Linked DNA regions of Homo sapiens: regions 2 and 3 are each linked to region 1. A link is a loop called in an ENCODE intact Hi-C map of the cell type or tissue named here. Cell type or tissue: heart right ventricle. All regions are shown on one strand.

Region 1 (8,000 bases):
ATTTATACTCCTCAGGACTTGTGCTTTCTGAACTTGAAAAGTATTATCTTTCATCTATTCTCAAAAATTCTATGCCATTTTTACTGGCATTTCTCTAAAACCATCTTCTTAAACTCCAAGTGGACATTTATCAATTTGTGATTCTATTCTCCATTTCTCTTAAGTATTCTTTGCAGTTACCATTACTTTGTTTCCCTTGCTTCTGTTTTGGTTAATTTCTTGAGTGTTATCTTCCAGTTTCCCAATTCTTTCTTTAGTTTTGACTAATGTATTGTTACCCTGTGCTTTTAAATTTAATTTTTAGTTTTTAAAATATCTCTCTGTTCCTGCATTAGTTTGCTGAGGACAATGGCCTCCAGCTCCACCCATGTCCCTGCAAAGGAGATGATCTTGTTTCTTTTTATGGCTGCATAGTATTCCATGGTGTGTATATACCATATTTTCTTTATCCAGTCTATTATTGATGGAAATTTAGGTTGATTACATGTCTTTACTATTGTGAATAGTGCTGCAGTGAATATACACATGCATGTATCTTTATAATAGAATGATTTATATTCCTTTGGGTATATACACAGTAATGGGATTGCTGGGTCAAATGGTATTTCTACCTCTAGGTCTTTGAGGAATTGCCACACTGTCTTCCACAATGGTTGAACTAATATACACTCCTACCATCAGTGTAAAAGCATTCCTTTTTCTCCATAACCTTGCCAGCTTCTGTAGTTTTTTGACTTTTTATTAATAGCCATTCTAACTGGTGTGAGATGGTATCTCATTGGGGTTTTGATTTGCATTTCTCTAATGATCAGTGATGTTGAGCTTTTTTTCATGTGTTTGTTGGTTGAATGTATGTCTTTTGAGAAGTATTTGTTCATGTCCTTTGCCCACTTTTTAATGGGGTTGTTTGTTTTTTTTTCTTGTAAATTTGTCTAAGTTCCTTGTAAATGTTGGATATCAGACCTTTGTCAGATGGACAGATTGCAAAAATTTTCTTCCATTCTGTAGGTTGTCTGTTCGTTCTGATGATAGTTTCTTTTGCTGTGCAGAAGCTCTTTAGTTTGATGAGAACACATGGACACATGTGAAAGAGCAACACACGCTGGGGCCTGTCAGAGGGTGGAGGGGGAGGAGGGAGAGCATCAGGAAGAAGAGCTAGTGGATGCTGGGCTTAATACCTAGGTCATGGAATGATCTGTGCAGCAAACCACCATGACACACATGGTGTCATGTAATAAACCCATGTAATAAACCTGCACATCCTGCACATGGACCCCTGAACTTAAAATGTTTTCAAAAAAGAGAAAAAGAAAGAAAAAAATATGTGGTGTTTTGAGAGTACCTTATTACTTTCTCAGGTTTTTATTTCATATTCGTATTATTTCACTAACATTTTACACTTGGTTATTTTATTCTGCATCATCCATTTCAATATTTCAAATTCTTGAGGGTCTAATTCAGCTGTTGTTTTTGCTGACTCTCAATCATGGAGCCTATTTCCTCATGTACTTTGTACTTTTGGATTTTAAGTTCCTATTCAGCTGTATCTGGAGGAATCCTGCAAGACCTGAGTTGAGGGTGAGTTCCTAAGAGAGAATCTACATCTACTTCTGCCAGGCCCTGCAGGTCACTACCCATCTGAGTCCACATTAGATTAATTTGTTGGCCTAAGGTTTTCTGAATTGCACAGGTAGTATCAATTTAATGCCAGACCTTTGAGGGACAAGCCTGTGGTTATGAATTTTCAGAGAATATGTAATATTCTGACCCAGAGCCCAGGCTGAGAAGATTTCCTCGTTCTCTTTATGTGGTTTCTGTGGAAGTTGCACCCTTCATTATTTTGGTTTTATGTAAGGTCTCGGTTCAATTCCCCATCTTGCTTAGGCCTCAGTGTGGCCATTAAAATCCAAACCTCTTGGTTATCAAGATTGGCAGATGCCTACAGGGCAGCCATAGATTCAGCTAACACCTGCTTTCCAGCCCGTAATGAGCTCAACTATTTGTTTACCCTTCCTTTCTTATGAGCTCAACAATTAAATGGTTGTTTAGTATATTTCATCCAGCATTTCTAGGTACCTAGTTCCAAGTATTTCTCCAGACAGAAGCTTTTCATCATTTTTCTGATGAAGAAACTAAGGCGCAAAAAAATTAGTTGACTCTAACAAGACACAGCAATAGTAGAAAACCAAAACTGAGCCTCTGAACTCCTTGCTTACTTCTTTCTCAATCACGCATAATGCCTCAACTCTTAGAGCTGGCATTTGTTGTATCAGTCCTAATAACTCTTGAGGTATCTCTGAAATCAGTAGTAAATTTCTCCCAAATTATGATAACTTGCTAAAATAAGATGAGATTAAATCATTGTCACAAGGTCATTTGATATATTACAGCTGTGAGATAAGAAGACTGCATCTCTGACTTTCAAGGCTGTGGTGACATGTGTAGAAAATTTAGTTGTAACTATTTCTTCAAGCACATCCTGGTTTCTAAGTTTGAAGCCGAACCACTAATCATGGAGAGGAACTATTTGTAGTAATTAAACAGCCATCTCTTTAGGATTCATACAGGCATAGTTTATCAACAGCGTCAGAGCTTTCTCACATGCAAAAGCCTCACGTTCATTATTTACTGAATATTGGGGAAATAATTTGAAAAATCTGCACATTAGTTATGTATGCATTCTGAAAACAGTGAACACTATTTGCATCTTAAAAAGATCTGAGTAATGCTGTATAATATTGCAACTAGCAAATCTGAGACTAGAGAAAACTAATTTTGAGATTTCAACATAAAGAAAATAAGATGGATTAGGAATTTCAATTGACCTCTCTCAAATGACCCAGTGTTAACAAACCAACAACAACTACGTGCACAAACACACACACACGCACACTAATCCAGGGCTACTGGCTGTGGTTTTATTTTGCTTTGTTCCAAATTCCCAAATCTCCATGTAAAATGGAGACCTCATGGACATTCCAAATTTTTCTTCAATTTAATCTTGTCCTCAGATGGTGTTCACCTTACTTAGCCTTTGTCTTCAAATTCAAGAAAACCAGTTGTGGGTTTAAAACTTCCTGTAGAGGGCGCTATTGATATTGCCAACTATACTAAACTTTTTTTTTTTTTTTTAAAGGGTTCATAAACTACAGTTTCTGCTTAGAAGTCGTTAGATTGATATTTGGGAGTTAAATTTAAACCAAAACTCTAAGCGGACTAGTAACTATTAAGCTGTCTAATACTTTTGAAACAAGCGTCCCTCTGCTGGCTTATTTAATGCAGAAGTCTGAGCGGCCCCTCCCCTCCCCCTTGTATTATTTAATGAACAATTCCTCTTCTGGTCTGTATTAACAATGGTGCTTGGAACTCGGCATCGATAACACACTGTATGCCCTGTTGTGCTACATGTTGAATGATTTGTGTGTCTTTGAGAAAGTCCAGCTTCTCCTCTTAATCTGGTATCCTGGAGGCTCTGTAATTTACTCCTACAGTTCCCGGTCATAACGTATTTCATGTCAAGTAGGAGGGTTTTTTTTTTTTTCAAACTCTTAATAGAGATATTTTCAAACAAAGACAGAGGGCAAAGAGGATCTTCTTAAGATATTAAATGAGAACATAACCATCGCTTATTTGTCTTTTGTATTATTATGAGGCAATTGATGATTGCCTGGGGCTCTGCTGATGAATCAGACTTTTAATAAGTTTCAGCAAGAACGGTGTTCACGGAGATAAGTTAATTAATTGCTCTGCTGTGTGAAAGCTCATGTAGATAGTGTTTTATTCTACTGTGCAGTCCGTTCATAAAAAGGCACACAATTCTTTACTGCACTAATGCTTATCGGCAAACCTTCACAGAAAACATTATTTCACTCTTTTTAAAAATAAACTGTTAATAACCTTATTAAACCAGAAATGAAATATGTTACTGATCACTTGCCAAACGTGGTACTGAAAAGAAATCTTTCCTTTTGGAGCCTCTGATGTCTTGCAGCTAATTGTTTACAAAACTCTTCTAGATACTGACAGAAACTTCTCCCTTTATTACTTTTAACCGTGGGGTTTTGGCAAAGTGCTTCTTCTTCCTCCGCACCACTTGGCTGATTTCAAACCAGAAGAGTTCTGTATTTCTTTTTTACCATCTCTGTATAGCAGCATTTTAAGGGACCATAGGATAAAGACTTGGAAAGTGTCACATTGTAGTACAGTGGGGTTTTCTCCTGATGGCTACAATTTACATGCCAGGAGCCCTGTAAGCCCTCTAGCATTTTCTTGATGCTCTGAAGGAAAAAAAATTTCAAACAGTTCTTAGAGTCTGGAATGCTTTCCCTGGCAATTGACAACAGAGTTCAAGTCAAGTTTATGATTCGAACTCAAACTTAGCGTTTCCTTATGCACTTTTAACTCTTTGAAAGATGGGTTGAATATAATATAATATAATATAATATATGTATAGCACTTTCCTCCTGGTATATTTATTTTACTTTTATTGAATTTTCAAGTCTTTGTTGATAATTGTGTTTTGTAGATATTTTAAAATAGAGAAAACAATCTATTCAGTCTTGTCATCCTAGCACATTGGCTATTCGTTTCTTAGTTTAAAATTATCCACTAGGTAAAACAAATATGTTTGTATCATCGCTCAGTTTTCTGTTCTATTTCAAATTAATATTACATCATAATTTTATCAAAATTTTTTTCACATACGTTGGCATGGTCTTCAGACCTGTGGTAATAATCACACCTCTCTTAACGGGTGGCGTGCTGATCAAATAAGTTCAAATATCAGTAGCCAACACACAGTGTGGCACATAAGCACTTCACAGATGTTTTGCCTTTTCCTCCATCTTTTCTCACTGGTCGTTTAATTGGATTTCATTTGTAGCTACTAATCGGCCGTTATGTGCCATAGAATGAATGTTTTGAAAAGTAATCATGTGAGTAAATAAAACTTGTATTCAAAATGTTTTCATGCTTTCCAATATAATTACAGCGTAAAGTAAATGAAATCAGAGCAACTGGCCATTGAAGAATTGCTCTGTGCCACCACAAACTTTGCTGTGATATAAGATCTACTCCAATTCTGATGGTCAATCACTTGGCATCCCTCAGTGTGCTTTTTGGTGACAGCCACCTATATAATTTGCTTTCAACCCAATCTAAGTATTCCCATGTCCTCTGGGAAGGACTGGATGTGGTTCTTCTCACCAAATATCAGAACAACAAATCAATCTTCCATCTCTGTCTCCTTTTTCCTTTTCTATTTATCCACCCCCAGTGTTCCTTGCTCTTTACCTTCTATGTAATAAGCAGCTATTTTATTTGCTGTTTTGGGGTCTGCTTCCCACTAGCCTTTGCATTCCTAGCCGGGGTCCCTCCAGAGGACATCTCTCCTTTCCTAATGTGGCTGTTCTAGGAATGCCAAAGGGAATTTTTTCACAAAATCCTGTCCTTTGCAGGGACATGGATGGAGCTGGAGGCCATTTTTCTTAGCAATGTAATGGAGGAACAGAAAACCAAATACCGCATGTTCTCACTTGTAAGTGGAAGCTAAATGGTGAGAACACATGGACACAAAGAGGGGAACAACACACGCTGGGGCCTACCTGAGGGTGGACGGAGGGAGGAAGGAGAGGATCAGGAAAAATAACTGTTGGGTACTAGGCTTAGTATTTGGGTGATGAAATAGCTGTACAACAAAACTCTGTGACATGAGTTTGTCTATATGACAAACCTGCACAGGTACCCCTGAACCTAAAATAAAAGTTTAAAAAAATAAAGAAAAATTTCTTTAAAAAAGAGCATGCTTCTCACCATTCTTGATCTAAGGGACTGCTCTAAGCCTCAGCAGATCCTGGTCTCTGGCTGTGGTTGCCTCTTTGATTCTCTTCAAGTGGCTGGGTAATTCTATTAGCTTGGTGTAAAAATAATTGCGGTTTTTGGTATTATTTTCAATGGCAAAAACCGCAATTACTTTTGCACCAACCAAATACATGTTATGCCTTGCTTCTGACAGCCCAGGTTTATGTGGGATTACATGTTATGGGTTTTGCAATATTTGCCTTGTAGGTTTCACTTTGGGGTCTTTCTAATTCACTCTTGACCTTGACTGATGATAGATCAATATTTCCACTGCCTATCTGCCTTTCATAGACTCTTAGAATTTCAGTTTAGAGTGATCTGATAGTTCATCTAGTCAAATCCTCATTTTTATACATATAGAAAAGGAGATCAGGAGGACAGAAGAGATTTTCGAGGTACAGGTTACACCTTAGTCCCGTAACTAGACCTCATCTGTCTCATGACATGATTTCAGCTGTGGTGAGGGCAGGTTTACTGCCACCTCAGACCCTCTTTGTTTACTCAATTGTCCTTTTTAATTAAAGCCATCTCTCTCAACCCACAAAGCAGCAATTTTTTTTTTTTTTGAGACAGAGTTTCGCTCTTGTTGCCTACACTGGAGGGCCATGGTGTGATCTTGGCTCACCGCAACCTCTGCCTCTTAGGTTCAAGCGATTCTCCTGTCTCAGCCTCCCAAACAGCTGGGATTACAGGCATGTGCCACCACGCCTGGCTAATTTTATGTTATTTTTAGTAGAGACGGAGTTTCTCCATGTTGATCAGGCTGGTCTTGAACTCCTCACCTCAGGTGATCCACCCACCTTGACCTCCCAAAGTGCTGGGATTTATAGGCGTGAGCCACCATATCCAGCCATAGCAATGTTTTTAAGTCAAGAAATTTCAAATATTTTTACTGAGTCTGACTCGTCTCTCAAAATCATTGCTTCCTCAGACTGCATTTCACAAAGCAGCGAGCTAAAGGTTTAGATTTTCAAACAACTCTCCCCTGTTTCTTCTCTCTGCTCTATTTCTGCCCATCTCTCTACTCATTTAAACTTTTCTTGGTTACTTTGATATTTTGATGATTGATTGTGGATTCTGGTATCATTGCTTTTTCTTCTAGATCCTAATTACCTGTCCTATGTTCTCACCTAGTCTTATTGTGGTGAAAATTCAGGTCAACTTTTGGCTTCTAGTCTGACATAAAAAGAGCTTGGCAGTCAACACTGCCATCTTCTTAACTGAAGCTCAACAGCTGTCTAACAAAAAACAGGTTGTTCTAAATAATAATAGCAACTATATATTGGGGGACTATAGCTTAGGAATAAGTGAAAGGAATGAGAGCAACATTGTAAGAGATGAGGGGAGGAATTGGGAATTCTCTGTTACAAGATACCTGCATTACCTGTGAAATGGTGTAGTGTTAAAGTGGACTTGGGACTGGGCGCGGTGGCTCACGCCTGTAATCCCAGCACTTTGGGAGGCCAAGGTAGGTGGATCACCTGAGGTCAGGAGTTTGAGCCCAGTCTGGCCAACATGGTGAAACCTCATCTCTACCAAAAATACTAAAATTAGCCAGGTGCAGTTGTGCACACCTGTAGTCCCAGTTACTGGGGAGGCTGAGGCAGGAGAATCACTTGAACCTGGTCAAGGCTGCAGTGAGCTGACATCATGCCACTGCACTCTAGCCTGGGGGATGGAGCAAGACTCTGTCTCAAAAAAAAAAAAAAAAAAAAAAAAAAAAAAAAAAAAGTGGACTTGGATTGGTTGTAAATGTATATTGCAAACTCTAGGGTGACCACCACATTTTTTTAAAAAAAGAAATATAATTGATATTTTAAGAGAAGAGAGAAAATGGAATCATATAAAATATTCCATTAAATACAGAGAAGGCATAAAAAGAGTAGAAAGCAAACAAAGAAAAAGAAACAAGGGTAATGAATAGAAAACAGTTACAAATAGGGTAGATATTAATCCAACTACATCAATAATCACTTTAAATGTGAATGGCTTAAGTAAGCCAAGTAAAGGACAGGGACTAATGGAGTAGATTAAAAAAAATAAGACCCAGCTATATGCTGTCTACAAGAACCCACTTTATATATGAAAACACATGTAGATTAAAAGTAAAGGTAGGGAGAAAGGTACACCATGCTAATACT
Region 2 (8,000 bases), 140 kb after region 1:
TGCCTGGAAAAAGCAGGCTGTGCAGCCACATGGACTGGCCACGCTGAGAAGCCGAAAGGCCGACTGTGCACAAAAGAGGTGCTGCCTGCCTGGTGATCCTGTCCTCCTGGGATAGGGGTCTGTGCACAGGCCCCAAACAGCTTGGAGCACAGGCACTGAATGGTATAATCATTCATTCCTGTTTTCTTTCTTTGTCAGAAATGTCACAGACCCAGGGAGGTCCTCTATCCTGTACTCATGGTATCTAATTCATCCATCTTTTATTAATCCTGTGACAGCAGGTGCTGGACACCTGGACACATACTCTACACCCCTTATGAAGAGTGAAATATTAAACCAAGGGTGGGTGGCAGAACCTTGACTTTTCCATTGTGTATCTGAGGAGGACAACTCATCAGGGAATTGGAGCTGAGACATGACATACACCCTTTAGTGAAAACCTGGTTAGTTGCAGTGAGCCATGCCTTAGCAGGCTTTTCCAACATCCAAGAAGTAGTTTGGGTCTATCATAACCACCATGACTATCACTCCTTCCTAAGCAAAAGCTGAAAGACCAACTCTTTGCCCAGTAAGAACCCATCCTGCTTTTCTTGTTGTTACTGAAGCTGAATATTCCAAGATCAGTGCCATACAACTGCTTTTATCTCAGTGCTTACCAAATGCCTTCTTTGGAACAGTACTCCTGAGAAACTTGCTGCATTGGAATTACCAATGTGACCTGGGACTGTGCTACAAATACAAATTCTGAAGCCCTATTCTGGACCAATTCACTCTGTCCAGCCTGTGGCAAGTTCCCAGATGATGCTGATGCTGCTGGTCTGGGACCACACTTTGAAGACCACTGGTCTAAAAATTCTCTTGACAGCCAGGTGCAGTGGTTCTTGCCTGTAATCCCAGTGCTGTGAGAGGCTCATGTAGGAGGATCACTTGAGGACAGGTGTTCAAGACCAACCTGGGCAATATGGTGAGACATCATCACTACAAAAAAGTTTTTAAAAAATTAGCCAGGCATGGTGGTGCATGCCTGTATTCCTAGCCATTCAGGAGGCTGAGACAGGAGGGTCTCAGCCCAGGAGTTTGAGGTTGCAGTAAGCTTTGATTGCATCATTGCACTCCAGCCTGCGTGACAGAGAGAGATCCTGTCTCAAAAAAATTCTCTTGTGAAATATACTTATTGTTTGTTTCATATTATTCCTTTCTTGAAGCCAGGATCTTGTGGAACCTACTTTGCACCACTGTAATGGAAAGAGCTTGAGCTATCCATACCTACTGGCTACGTGGCCTTACCAAGTCATTTAACTTTTTCTGAGCCGCCATGTTTATCTACCTTGCAAAGTTATAGTGAGGTTTGGGCACAATTACATGTGCGGGTCCAGCAAATTGCCTTGCACATAGAATATACTTACTAAATGGAAAGCATGTTTTGTTTAGTTCAGGCCAGAGCTATGCTGACATTTGCTGCACCCACACTTTCTTGGGATGTACTGACACTTCAAGACACTTTGAATGTACAGTCCAAAGATTTCTTGAAACTTGGGGCCCATCGCTTCTACCTGTGTGCAAGTGAGCAGATCTTCCTGACATAGGCTATCACTGAGTCGGCATTAATTGCTCTGTAATTGTCAAGGGGAATATTTCATGATGAAAGGATAGTGTTTGAAGATGCTGTGACATCCTGAATGCTTAATATTTCAATTCTCAATTATGTGAAAGCAGTTTGTAAACTTCAGTGTGCTATACAAATGAGTATGTGCTGGGTGCAGTGGCTCACGCCTGTAATCCCAACACTTTGGGAGGCTGAGGCGGGAGGATCAGCTGAGGTTGGGAGTTGGAGACCAGCCTGACCAACATGGAGAAACCCTGTCTCTACTAAAAACACAAAATTAGCCAAGTGTGGTGGCACATGCCTGTAATCCCAGCTACTCGGGAGGCTGAGGCAGGAGAATCACTTGAACCCAGGAGGTGGAGGTTGCAGTGAGCCGAGATCGCGCCATTGCACTCCAGCCTGGGCAACAAGAGCGAAACTCCATCTCAAAAAAAAAAAAAAAAAAAAAAAAGAGCGTGATTATAATTGTTATTACCTTAACCAATGTTTTAGGTTAAAAAAAAAAAAGGCTTGCCAATGCAGAATAGGTGTGTTTCTCACTTTTAAAGAAGAATATGATATTTATTTCCCTTCTTTGGCCATACTCTGAACATTATCTCAGAATCTCTCTGGTGGCTTCCACAACTTCCGGGATATCCTAACCTTGTTGCTTTAAGGCTGGACCTTGGAGAGGTCATGAGAGGGTAGAACATCAATTGACTTTGCAATGATTCCTCATAACCAAGGAGACACACCAGTCCTTCTGAGGCAACAAACTTGGAGGTGGAAGAATGTGATTCATGAGGAAAAGCAACAGCAACAGATTCCTGATTCTTCTGTGGGAGCAACTCTAAAGCTATGACCTGGAGCACAACTGGTGTCTGTTGCTTATTCCTGTGGCCTGCTGGGCTACATCTGGAGGTTCTGGAGACCAGCTGACCCCTGGAGGGATCTGGGCTCCAGTTTTTCCACCCAAGAATGCACGAGAGTGGTCACTGACTATGGAGCTCTGCTAATTGACCACTCAGGCAATAGCCAAAGCCCCGAAGGAGGTGCCAAGGTGGGAAGCACTTCCCTGTGCTCCCTGCAGAGGACCCTGTTGGCAGGCAGAAAAGGATGGGCCAGGAAAGTAGGGAAGGAGTGAGACGAGAGAAAGAAAATCACAGATGTCCCAAGTTTCCACAATTTTATCAAAAATTTTTCCATGACTCATCTTGTGCCTTCTCCCCAAATTTAACATGATAAAACCACTGGCCTAAATATAATTAAACTGCAATTACTCAAGAGTAAGAGGGTGGTACCTTTTAATCAACCCCTTCATTCCCTCAAACACAGAATCCAAGGTGGGAAAATAAAGAACAAAAACTGTCTGTCTCTCTTCTTCCCAACCTGATTTCCTTGCTCTATGGCCCTCTGAGAGGGAGAGCAAGTCAGAAGGATTTCCAGAATAATTTCTTCCCACCCAAATGTGGGGAAATCAAGTGAAAGCTGCACAGAGACAGCTGGAAGACTGTCATGTTTTGCTTGTTTGTTTCCTCAACCCAACTTCAAGACATGCTCAGCTCCAACACACTTTGCTTTACCTTTCTATACGTTAATCTGCCAGGAAAGTTTCTTCTACGGTGAGGCTATTTGGGACACCTGATAATCACACCAGCTATTGTTTACTGAGCACCTACTATTTGCCAGATATCTTGCAAAATTATCTCTTATCATCACAGCTCCATGAGGCAGGTTTTATCACTTATAATTTTCCTGATAAGAAATGAACTCAGAGATTAAGCTATTTGTCCTTAGTCATCCAATGGCAGAGCTGGGATTTAAACTCAAGACTGCCCAATTCTAAAAGTCCCCTCTGACTTTGGAAGGAGCAGTGGTGAATAGAACAGGAGCAAAAGCAATTCAGAGTCGCTTTTGTGATTGCTTTTGAATTGGTACACACTGTCACAGGCTCCGGATCCAGGCTTCTGATCCAACCCACATTGGTTTTCCTCGCCCGTCAGATAAGAGGAGCCATGCTTGACCTGGAAGGTGTTGAAAGACATGCTGCTGTGTGCAGCTTATCAAAGGGAACAAGGTTCACCATCACTGAGACCTAGGAAGGGGCCGTGGTCCAGCTGGACCCTAGTCGAGCTGCTCAGGGGCAGCTTGGGCTGTCGTCCAGGGTGCACGAAGCCATAGCCAATGTCAAGGGCTCCTAATGTCCAGGCAGGAAACTGTGACTGAAAAGCTGAAAAAACATATGATCCCATAAAAAGCTGCCTTTGGGGAAACAAGCCATTAGTCAGCCTTATTTATTTTTCCTTCTTGCTGCAAAGTTCAATACAGATGAAGGAGCTGCGATTATCATATAAAAGGCTATGCAAAATGGCCCTCCCTCTACGCTGCTGAAGAAAACTTTACCCTGGCTTTTCGCCATAGTTAGCTTTGTTTGTGTTCTTCAGATTCCGAGTCCTTTGACCACAGTTGTGATGGCCCAAGTAGAAGCGCAAGTGTGTCTCAAAATAAACAAGCAGTGCTGGAACTCTCTAGAGTCCCCACTCATCTCCACCCGCAGTCCTGCCTTTTATCCTGGCTGATGATGGAGGCCAGAGGAAAGGGATAGTGGTGGCCTTATTAAGACAAGATCTTCTGCGGGAAAAATATGCTTAATGAGCTTAGGAAAAACCTTGTGGTCGTGGAATGTAATAAAATTTCCATTTTCTTGGGTGAGATCAGGAAACCTTGACTGTCTATTCTGAGTTTTTGCCAGTTTTACTGGGGAATGTGCTTTTTGAAGGTCAAATGTTGTTTTTTTTTCCCAGTGGGTGGCGGGGAAGAGGCACAATATAATGTTTTGGGGAAAGCCCCATGGTCAATCCATGGGTGCAAAGTAACCAGGCCTGCTTGTCTTATATAGTCTCTTGGTCTCTAGGTTTTTTTTTCTTTTCATCTCTTAATTCCCCATGGCTTCGGTAATAAAGTACCCTAGACTGGGTGGCTTAGAACAACAGAAATGTGTTGCCTCACAGCTCTGGATGCTTGAAGTCCGAGATCAAGGTGTTGGCAAGGCTGATTTCTTCTGAGAGCTTTGAAGGAGGCACTGCTCCAAGCCTCCCTCCTGGCTTCGAGTGTTTTGCTGGCCATCTCTGGTGTTACTTGTAGATGCATCACTCCAGTCTCCACCTTCATGTTCATATGGTGTTCATCCTGTGTGTGTCTGTGTCCACATTTCCCCTTTTCATAAGGACACCACTCATGATAGATTGGGAGCCTACCCTCCTCCGGAATGACCTCATCTTAACTAATTACATCTGTGATGACCCTGTTGCCAAACAAGGTCACATTCTGAGGTCCTGGGGATTAGAACATCAATATATGAATTTGAAAAGGAGGGATACAATGCAACACGTAACACCATCTCATAGACTCATTAAACTTTTACTTTACATAGGAATTCTGAAACCAGGCCAACAGAGAGGGGTATGGAGACCCTAACTAAAAACTGAGGCTAGCCGGGCGTGGGGGCTCACGCCTGTAATCCCAGCACTTAGGGAGGCTGAGGTGGGCAGATCACGAGGTCAGGAGATCGAGACCATCCTGGCTAACATGGTGAAACCCTGTCTCTATTAAAATACAAAAAATTAGCCGGGTGTGGTGGCACGCACCTGTACTCCCAGCTACTCGGGAGGCTGAGGTAGGAGAATCGTTTGAACCCAGGAGGCGGAGGTTGCAGTGAGCTGAGATTGTGCCACTGCACTCCAGCCTGGCAACGGAGCAAGACTCCGTCTCAAAAAATAAATAAAAACTGAGGCTAAAACTTTGTCAGTGGAAAATTATTACTTCAACGCAAGACACCAACATTTGTGAAACAGGGTTCTGTAGGGGTTGGGGAAGCCAGAGCCATGCTATGAGGACACTCAAGCAGCCCTGTGGAGAGGTCCACGTGGCCAGGAGCTGAAGCCCCCTGCCAAACAGCTATAGGAGAGACTCATCTTGGAAGCAGATCCTCCAGTCCCGGTCAAACCTTCAGATGAATATAGCCCTGGCTGATATCTTGACTGCAACCTCATAAGAGTGCCTGAGCCAGGACCATCCAGCTAAGCTGCTGCTGAATTCCTGACATAGAGAAACCGTGAGATAATAAATGTTGTTTTAAGCCACGAAATTTTGTGGTAATTTGTTATGCAGCAGCTGCATTGCAAAATTGTTATCCAGAGATCTAATACAGCTCCTGGCACCCCAACCCTGGAAAAGCAAATCTGCCTCTACTTTGTGAACAGTGTCATCGTGACAACTTCAGAGGGAAAGAGTCCCAGACCAACAGTGCCTCGGGTCTCGTGGATCGGAAGGTTTTCTTTGTTTGTTTGTTTGTTTTTGTTTTTTAAGGAAATGGAGAAAAAGGAACTAACAAAGTAATTGAAAATTGGTATATTTTATTTACTACAACTACAAACACATTAGGCTAAAGCAAGAACTTTGTTCATTTGATCAGCAGGATAACATAGTGGTAAGAGCACAGAATTCCAAGCCAAAAGATCTATGTTTGTATCCCAGCTTTTGCCAGCTATGTAATCATAGGAAGTTACTATACCTCTCACCCTAAGTGTTCTCATCTGTCAAATGGGATAACAGTAATAGCACCAACCCCTTAGACAAGAGTTACTGTGGGAAATAACTTAGAACTGTGTTTAGCACATAATAAGATGTGAGAACACAGGAGTGGGAAGATCCACTTATGACATAAAATGTCCCACAGTTAGAGACATAGGATGCTTGTTGAAAGAGCCAGGCTTGGATCATGAGGTCAGGAGTTCAAGACCAGCCTGACCATGATGGTGAAACCCTGTCTCTACTGAAAATACAAAAATTAGCCGGGTGTGGTGGTGCACACTGGAAGGCGGAGGTAGCAGTGAGCCGATATCGTACCATTGCACTCCAGCCTGGGCAACAGAGCAAGACTCCATCTCAAAAAGAAAAAAAGAAAGAGCCAGCCTTTAAGGAAACGGGAAGTCAAAGCTTGTGTAACGAAGCAAGACCAGACTTTTTAAATCTACCTCCCTTAACCTTTATAAACATGTGGACATCATAAACTTTAGGGAAAAAAAGTAATTGTCCCCAGTGACAGAAGGGATGGCGAGACCGCATAACTTGTTCCGGGCCATAAGACACATGGACACTCTGGTGACCATACCTGTCCCCGCACAGTTGCTGTCCTTTCCTGTCGTGCGTACCTGCACTTTGCATGGAGACACTGACTTCAGTCATACTGTCAGTAAGTCATTTCAGAAAGCACCACAGGATTTCCGGAAGGACATAGCATTTTAAAATTCTACTGGGTAAGAACTAAGTTCCCCACTTATAATTTCTAAAAGGCTAAGGGTTATTTTTACGGGTTTTTGAGCTCTCCATTTTACATCATGTCCTCTGAGAAGTTTTCAATGAGCTCAGTCCTGTATTGGGCAGAGGCTGCCTCCTCTTCTGTTTTAAAGGAGCTTGAAATTCTTTTACTTCTTGATACAGCAACCAAACCTGAATATATTGTGAGGTTCCCATCCCAAGTCAGAGCTCTTGAGGGGAATCATCCTTGTCCTCCTCTTCTTCCTCCTCTTCTCCTAAATGGTGCTACATAGGCTGGCTTAACATCTTTTTTTGAAATAAAAACCAAGTGTAAACATGAGTCAGAATGACAGGGCATATGCAGGACTCCAACATTTACTTTTGACATGAGTTGATTTTCAGTTATGTTCTGAGAACCTAGATCCTGTCATCCCAACCCTGGAAAAGCAAATCTGTATCTATTTTGTGAACACTATGATCCTGACAACACTGGGGGGAAGAGTCTCAGACCCACAGGGCCTCAGGCCTCAGGAATAGGAATTTCCAGAAGAAAAAAATAAGGACGCTTTGATCCACTTGCCCTTCGTATTATTGTCTCCCTGTGCAATTTGCTGGAGAATTTCCCACTGGCTCTTGGCTCATTTTCAAATTGGAGTGCAGTCTTTCAGAGATTACTCTGTGTGCTGAAAAACAAGGAAGTCTTTATTGAGTAGGATGAGGAGGCCCTGCCTTCTAGGAAGGGCAATAGATGCTCTGGCCTCTGTGTCTCAGCCCACCCTGCGTCCTCCCCCGCGAGCCCTCTCCAGCTCAGCCCCTCCCTCTCCCAGTGGAGGAGAAGGGCTGGGTGGACCCCTTGCCTTAGGCTGAAGGGAAAACATCTTGTAAGCTATGTAGCAATTGAGGCAATCCCTCCTGTAATCGTGGGGCCTCTCAGAGTTATTACTGAGCAAGATGACAATTCCAGCCAGCATCCCAGTGTAACAGGGCACTTCTTCTGCAGCCACTTTTCTCCAAACATGAGAATTTTCAAACAGGAGTCTCAGATAATATTTCCTTCTCTTCATCTCGACTTCCTCTTTCATTTACCTTACTTTCC
Region 3 (8,000 bases), 92 kb before region 1:
ATCAGCCTGGCCAAAATAGTGAAACCCCATTTCTACTAAAAATACAAAAATTAGTTGGGCGCGATGGCATGCACTGTAATCCCAGCTACTTGGGAGGCTGAGGCAGGAGAATTGCTTGAACCCGGGAGGTGGAGGTTGCAGTGAGCCGAGATCACGCCACTGCACTCCAGCCTAGGCAACAGAGTGAGACTCCATTTCAAGAAAAAAAGTATACTTGAACATTGTGTCATGTTTCATGTCTTCATGGGTGGCAGTTTCCCTAAAAATTACAAATGGAACTATCATATGATCCAGCAATTCCAATTCTGGATATATTCATACATTTTCAATTTTGATAAACACTGACAGGTTGCCCTCCACAGGGGCTGTATTAATTTATTTTTCCACCAACAAGGTATGAGAATGCCTATTTCTTCATATCCACCCTAACATAGCATGTAATAACATAGCATGTTAAAGGTATGTCAGCCATGGTTGGGTGCAGTGGCTCATGCCTAAAATCCCAGCATTTTGGGAGGCTGAGGTGGGTGGATCACCTGAGGTTAGGAGTTCGAGACCAACCTGACCAACAAGATGAAACCCCGTCTGTACTAAAAATACAAAAATTAGCCAGGTGTGGTGGCAGGCACCTGTAGTCGCGGCTACTTGGGAGGCTGAGATGGAAGAATTGCTTGAACCTGGGAGGTGGAGGTTGGAATGAGCCGAGATTGTGCCACTGCACTCCAGCCTGGGCAACAGAGCGAGACTCTGTCTCAAAAAAAAAAAAAAAAAAAGTATGACAGCCTTTTTTGACTTTTGCTAATCTGAAAGTGGAAAATTGTATCTTAATGCTTTCGCAGTGTTGGGAGAAGGCAGATCAGGGGCTGGATCTAGATAGAATCCAGGTCTACTGTCTTCTAGTCCAGAACTCTTCCCTCCAGAGTCTCATACAGAAGTCACAAACAACACACAGTAGGCATGCAACGTATGTTTACTGGATAAATAAAGAGGTGGATGCATGGATGGAGGATGATTTGATGTAGATGGAATGGTTAGTGTCATTTTAACTTATATCTCTCAAGTATACTTGAACATTGTGTCATGTTTCATGTCTTCGTGTATGGCAGTTCCCCTAAAAATTAAAAGTAGAATTACCCTATGATCCAGCCATTCCAATTCTGGGTACATACCCAAAATATTTAAGGCTTATAAAGACTTGAACAACTATTTGTGCACCCATGTTCATAGCACCATTATTTCAATAGCCAAAAGGTGAAGGCAACCCAAGTATTGATCAACGAATGAATGAATAAACAAAATGTATATCCACACAAGGGAATATTATTTCGTCTTAAAAAATGGGAAGTCTGACACATACTATAACATGGATGAGCCTTGAAGACATGCTAAGTGAAATAAACCAGTCACAAAAAGAAAATATTGTATGATTTCACTTTCCAGAAGTACCTGGAGTAATCAAATTCATAGAGATGTAGAGACAGGCTGCGGAATGGGAGGATTGGAAGTTAATGTTAATGGGTATGGAGTTTCTGTTTGGGAAGATGAATGATTTTTGTGATTGTTGTGTGGGTTCCACAACACTGTCAGTGTGCTTAATGCCACTGAACTGTACACCTAAAATGGTTAAAGTGGTAAGTTTTGTATTATATATATTTTATAACAACAAAAAGTGGGGATATTGAGTTCTAACAAATATCTTTTCAGCATCTATAAAAAGGATCATGAATTTTCTCTTTTGCTGCAACTATATGATGAATTAAATCAACAGATCACCTAATATTGAGTCTTTCTTGGCATTTCACAAAATAACCTCAACCAGGTTATGGTTTAATTATTTTAAAATGCTGTTGGGTTCTTTTTACTAATACTATATTCAGGATTTTAAAAAATTGAAGCCCATAAATGAGATTGTTTTGTTTTTCTTTTGTTTTCTCTTCCTTCTTTCCTTCCTTCTTCCCTTCTCTCTTTCTCACCCTCCCTTCTTCTCTCCCTTTTTTCTCTCCTTCCTTCCTTTTGTGCTATGTCTTCTATTTTTCTCCTGAGTCTCTCCTTAATAGCTACAGTATTTTTCTCTGACTCAGCTACACCATTGCCAGAATATTCCAGCTATATTTCTACTTAGTCACAAAATTCTGAATGTTTTATCCTGTTGATAAATTATTTCTATTTTGAATAAAAAATACATCCTAAGGAGAGACTGTGAGCTTTTCAAATGATGTTGCTATTTGAGAAATTAGATGACAGTGTTTTGAATCATATTAACATATTTCACGAGCATTTGTTGGTCACCTTCTATGGGCCAGTGACTAAATTAGATGTGGGGAATAAAAATATGGCTGAGATAAGACTTTTGTTTGGTGGAGACAGAGGAGTAAACAAGCAATTGCTGTGCTGTAAGATAAGGGCTATGAAAGAAGCATGTTCAAGGTGCACAGTAGGGGGCGCCTGGGGGCCTCAGGGAAGACTTCCTAGCTGAATCCTCCACCTCAAATCTTGTTTCTTATAGTATATGCTTCTTCACCTAAACTCAGAATTGGCACGTAGCCTCATGTCTGGTAAAATCTCCCTCTTCTACTTATCCAAGGGTTGTCCCAAGATCCAAAATACTTCTGGTGACTGTTTGTACCTTCTTTGGATTCATAGACTTCTCTGGAGATAAGCCTCCAGAAAGTGGCCTGCCCAAGGACACACAGACAGTAAGTGGTAGAGTCAATGAAGGACTGATTTACTGTCAAAAAACAAATGTGCTAGGTTCCCATTGTGTGCTGAGAACAGGCTCTGGGGATGACAATGGAGAAACTGGAGCGGAGCCCTTCTGAGAAGGACTTCAAGATCCTCAGGAAATAGCCAGACCTGATGGTGTGGGCCTCTAGTCCCAGCTACTCTGGAGGCTGAGGCAGGAGGATCACTTGAACCCAGGATTTGGAGGCTGGGACTATACCACATCACTGCAGTCCAGTCTTGGTGACAGAAACAGACCCTGTCTCAAAAAAATAAAATAAAATAAAAAAATAAAAAAAAATTCAAGAAGTAACAAAGGTCTTTGCACTACTTACCTAGTGCCAATCTGGGTAATTGTGTTTGTTCAGTCTTTGTCTTTCTGCTAGGACTGCCAACAAAAGTATCAACGCTTGCTAAGTGGGCCAATGTTGTGTTCATGTCATTTTCTTAGGTTTAAGCTTGCTCTCTCTGCATTTGTGCCAGGGAAGATTTGCAGCTCCTATCACTTTAAAATGTCCCCTGGAGTTACATTTTGTTAGATCTTGAGCTCCAGCAAGATTCTCTGCCAAACTTAGTACAGTCTTGGGGCCTCTTGAGTTGTGGAAGCCGGAGGTGCGCCATCTGCTTACTTTAAAATCACAGTGAATGCTGTATGGAACTGGTTATTTTCAGTTCCTTTTTTTTTATTTCCGAATTTTATTTAAATTTCAGGGGTACATGTGCAGGATGTGCAGGTTTGTTACATAGGTAAACGAGTGCCATGGTGGTTTGCCACACAGATCATCCCATCACCTAGGTATTAAGCCCAGCATCTATTAGCAATTCTTCCTGATGCTCTCCCTCCTCCCCACCCACCTTCCTACAGGCCCCAGTGTGTGTTGTTCCTCTATTTTCAGTTTCTATATAACTTTCTGTTCCTTAGACATTTGTTTCTTGGAACCTACATCTATAAGAAGCTTAGCTATATTTCATATTGAGTATTTTTCCCATGAGTGGAAATTCTAAATTGAAAAAAAATCAACTAATCCTACACACAATTCTGTAACAGTGTAGTCTAGGTAAAATGCAATACTAGAATGCCATTCAAATTCTTTACCCGAGAATTAGCTGCAATAGCCAGAAACTAATGTGGCTTTTCAAATATTTAGGTTTAGCGTAATTATAAATGTACATAACTAATGATTCATGAACTCTCAAATTATACATCTGCGTTTGATTTTATGTTGAAGTGTTTTTAAATCCTCAGAAAATGATGTTACCAAATGTTTCTGGCTCACTAAATGTTCTATTTAAAAAAATTCTTAATCAAAGGCAAAGACTCATCCGGCACCTTCATATAAAATTTGATGAGTGGGAGATACATTTCTTGTAATGTAAATGTAAATGCATCCGGCTGAAGGAATTCAGAGACAATCTTCTGGAATCTTAAACACAATTAATAACCCACCAAGATGATGATCACTGGTGTTTTATATTCCTTCTGAGAAAGGCTATAAGACAAAGCATGGATTGACTGAAGATGGAAATACATGTGACAAAGTCACAGTGTGAATGGACAGGTTAGGTCCCCCATCCCATCATCGTCACTGTCTTACCTGACTGCTTACTGCTTATCATCCTGACGGTGCAGGATTCTTCCTTGGCCAGAGAGGATTTTGCTGGAGTCAGAAATTCAACCAACCGTATTGCCACTGGGTGGCACAATTGGAAGTCTCTAAAGAGGTCTGGGCTTTAAAAGGGCCTCTCCCTCTGTCCGAAGGACTGGGATTTATAAATACTAAAGCTGCCGGCCATTGTGATTGCTTTTACTTTGGGACTGTTTATAAAAGTGAGGGAGTCTGTGGCCTTTCAAAGAGTGTGGATTTCACATTGGAAGCCTCTGTGTTGTTATTCTATAGGAAATTAACTGGAGTATTTTTTAAGTTTGTCTTATTTTTGATCTGATGAATCCAAGGAGTGGAGCAAGAGGCAGATTTTGGACACGGTTATGAGAATGACAGAAACTGCCTAAAGCATTTATGCTCTGGCATTCGTCCCTGTTTCTGGAGGTCCAGTAAGGTAGGCAACAGCCATGTGTAGCTATTTAAATTAAAATTAATTAAGATTGAATAAATTAAAAATTCAGACCCTCAGTCATACTAGCCACATTTCAGTTGCTCAACATGTGGCTACTAGCTACCATATTGTACAATACAGATATGGAACATTTCCCTCATTGCAGAAAGCTCTAGGCAAGGCTACTGATATTCTTTTGTTATTGTCCTCAAAAGAATAGACAAATACTGGATGTTTTTTGCTCATGCTACCTGAAAACCTTAGGAAGTGTTATTCACTAGCATTGATTGTGCAATGTGACCCAACAAACATTTATTTAACATTTACCCTATGTTAGATAGATATATTTTGCAATGCTGCAATGTTGTGTTACCAAAGTTTAGGAGCCAGGGCAAACTAATATACACATTGGATAATGTGTTTGATGGACATCAACATGGTCTTGAAATTGAATCTACATGTTGCGTATTGTAAGAATCAATCTATACCACTAAGATTTTGATAATTAAATGTAATTATTCAGTCAGTCCTAATTTCTCCGGATCCATTTTTGTGTAATGTGTTGCCCTTTTCATCCTGTTTTCCGTTTTGTTATTTATACTGCTTTTTAGCTTTATTTATTTATTTATTTATTTATTTATTTATTTATTTATTTATTTATTACTACCTTAGGTGTTTCATTTCACTCATACAGGGAGGGATGCTCACCTTGTCAAACTGTGACCCTCCATTACCCGTGCAAGGATTGCTTGAACTAGGCTTCTCACCTTCCTCATATGGTGCTAGTTCTCAAGTTTTGGCTCCCATTGAGAATATCACATTTACACACTGACTGAATGGGCTGTGAGAAGATAATTTGCTTGTCTAATATTTGTGTCAACATTCAGGAGTTTTGATTACATTTATATGCCGTCAAGGCAGCTTGGTGAAAAATGAAAATTTCAGGCAATTTTGTCCTTTTCTCAACAGAGCGTATGTCCATCTCCAGGTGGCTGGTGTTGGGTGGACAATAAACAGATTCAATTCTACAGTTATTGAACATGTCTATGTGCCATGCCCCTGTGCGTAGTACCTGTGGGGACAAAGGTGCATTCAAAACAGCCCATGCTTTTGAGGAGTTTTCATACTAGCAGTAAAAAAAATACACATTTAAACAAAAATCCCAGTGAACATTTCCTGTTGCCAAAACGTTTTGAAACCATGGATAGTCTGTGCCGAAACTGGTTGAGCATTAGTGTGTGTGATTTAATGTGATGAAACACATTTCACACGGAGTTAGGGAACTAATATGATTTTTTTATAGACTCATCTTTCTGTAGGACAGTGGTTATCAAACTTGGCTGCACATTAAACTCTCACGAAGGGCATTTTTTTAAAAATACTACTCTTCAGGGCCAACTCCTGAATAGTGGTTGTCAAAGTATGGTCCACAGACACACAAAACCTTGGAACTTGTCATAAATGCAGATTCTCAGGCCCTGGTCCAGACCCCTGACTCAGAGACTGGGTTTGGGGTCCACCAATCTGTGTGTTAACAACTCCTTCAGTGATTCAGATATTTAGAAATTTAAGAACCACTGCTCTAGAGACTGTGATTTAATTGGTTCACAGTAGGATCTACATTTTGATCTTTTTAAAGGCTCTTTTTAAAGGTGACTCTAATATGTAGACAGATTTGAGAACCACCGCTCTAACAGAAAAGTTGCTCAAGCTTACTTTTTGATTAGGAACTGTTCAGGTTGGTGTGACGTCAGAGAACCAGTTATTTCAGCTGTCCTTGGATTGTGGTCAACCTGTCTGGCAGGGATTTTCATGCGTTTCAAGTACATGAGGGGAAGAATCCACTCACTCTAGACTAGTGTGTGTGGGAGCAAACTTTAGTGTTGACCAAAACCCATTGGGAAATAATTCCTAAACTGAGGTAGACGAGTGCTACTCAAACACAAATGTTCATACAGATCACCTGGGGATCTTGTTATTATACATGCAGAGTCTGCCAAGGTAGGCCTGGGCTTGGCCCGAAAGTCTGAAAGTCTGCAATTCTAACAAACTCTGAGGTGCTGATGTTGTAAGCTCTGGAACTTTGAGCAGTGAGTTAGAAATTATGACTCAGGTCCAACCCCGGATATACTGAATAAGGATCTGCATTTTAATAAGATCCTTATTGTCTAAAGGGACTCTATATTCTAGAAAAAGAGAAAGCATTCTCATCTCTGGAAGACACAGCCTGGCTATGAATTTCTGTTGTCTGTATTGCCAGTCCTAATCTTAGAATTAATTGTAGCTTGTCTGATTCCAAATGTTTGTTCTGTTGTTTACAGGTTTGTTTTGTTTAGCTCAGAGGAGGAGGATGCACAAGGCATATTCATGTGACTGAGTTCCCGGGGTTACTAATGTGACAGAAACAATTGTTTAAAAAGAATTTCTTTGGATTTGATGTCTATTCTTAAAAAATTTCACCTTGAGACAAATTCTCTGGAGGTTTGCCAAATAGGAAAAGTGACTGAGTGAAGTCAGAGCTTTGATATCTGGAGAGGGTGTTTTAAATGGAAGCTACTTCAGAAAATAATAAGCAATTGGGTTGGAAATTGAAATTCGTTAAAATAGATAAACTCAGAGAATATTTGAGTGGCCTATGTGTCATCAGAAAAGTTAATTTCTTTCATAATAAATGTGGTATATTATTTAAGCTAAAAATAACAAAATGTGAAATTTCAGTATCCCTATATATCACATTAAAATATTAATTCTCTAATTTTAAAGCACCAAATAAATAGCTGCATCACATTAAGTATTTCATTAATAATTTGAGGGTTTTTTTGGACTGATTTTTGGTTTCTACTGAGAAGACATACCCATGTCAAATTAATTTCCAAACAAACATTTATGCAATTCTCTAGTGAATATTACATGTTAAAAATCTGCCTTAGTTCAAATGATTCACACATGTTAAAGCTGAAATTGACAATGGACTTTAATGTGTTTTTGTCATGTTTACTGTTTGGAAATCAAACTACATGGAACATAATTATCTAAATTGCAGGATTTTAATATGATGAATTCATAGGATTTAGAGCTGGAGGAGATATTAGATTTTGAATCCAATCCCTTCATTTTGTATGTGGGGAAGCTGAAAGCCAAAAAGTTTTCATGCCTCTTCCAAAGTCCCAGAAAGGAGGATTTAGGGTGTGATGTGCTGGGGCCAAAAGAGGCAGGCAAGGCCA

What was found. Hi-C counts contacts between places; a loop is a spot of excess contacts. Peaks named below come from ENCODE experiments on the same cell type or tissue, not always from the same donor. Only the 100,000 strongest peaks of a DNase experiment are listed, where the experiment ranks them.
Region 2: it touches region 1 in a loop (2.0-fold over the local background); 12 of 110 quality-filtered maps call a loop at or near these places.
Region 3: it touches region 1 in a loop (2.3-fold over the local background); 23 of 110 quality-filtered maps call a loop at or near these places.

The regions. Positions count from the first base shown.
Region 1 is chr7:28,386,517-28,394,516 of GRCh38, forward strand. It overlaps a transcript of CREB5 not described here. Among named protein-coding and RNA genes, the nearest start is that of CREB5, 22 kb to the right of the region's middle. In heart right ventricle, CTCF peaks have their summits at 3,085 (motif pointing right) and 3,297; no DNase peak of the experiment used is centred here; H3K4me3 peaks cover 1,174 bases; H3K27ac peaks cover 597 bases.
Region 2 is chr7:28,526,672-28,534,671 of GRCh38, forward strand. The region is part of intron 4 of CREB5 (cAMP responsive element binding protein 5); the gene reads left to right. Among named protein-coding and RNA genes, the nearest start is that of CREB5, 120 kb to the left of the region's middle. In heart right ventricle, no CTCF peak of the experiment used is centred here; DNase peaks (open chromatin) are centred at 2,586, 3,660, 4,079 and 7,581; H3K27ac peaks cover 3,473 bases.
Region 3 is chr7:28,294,663-28,302,662 of GRCh38, forward strand. It overlaps a transcript of CREB5 not described here. Among named protein-coding and RNA genes, the nearest start is that of CREB5, 110 kb to the right of the region's middle. In heart right ventricle, CTCF peaks have their summits at 2,441 (motif pointing right) and 4,401 (motif pointing right); DNase peaks (open chromatin) are centred at 2,477, 4,408 and 6,573; H3K27ac peaks cover 353 bases.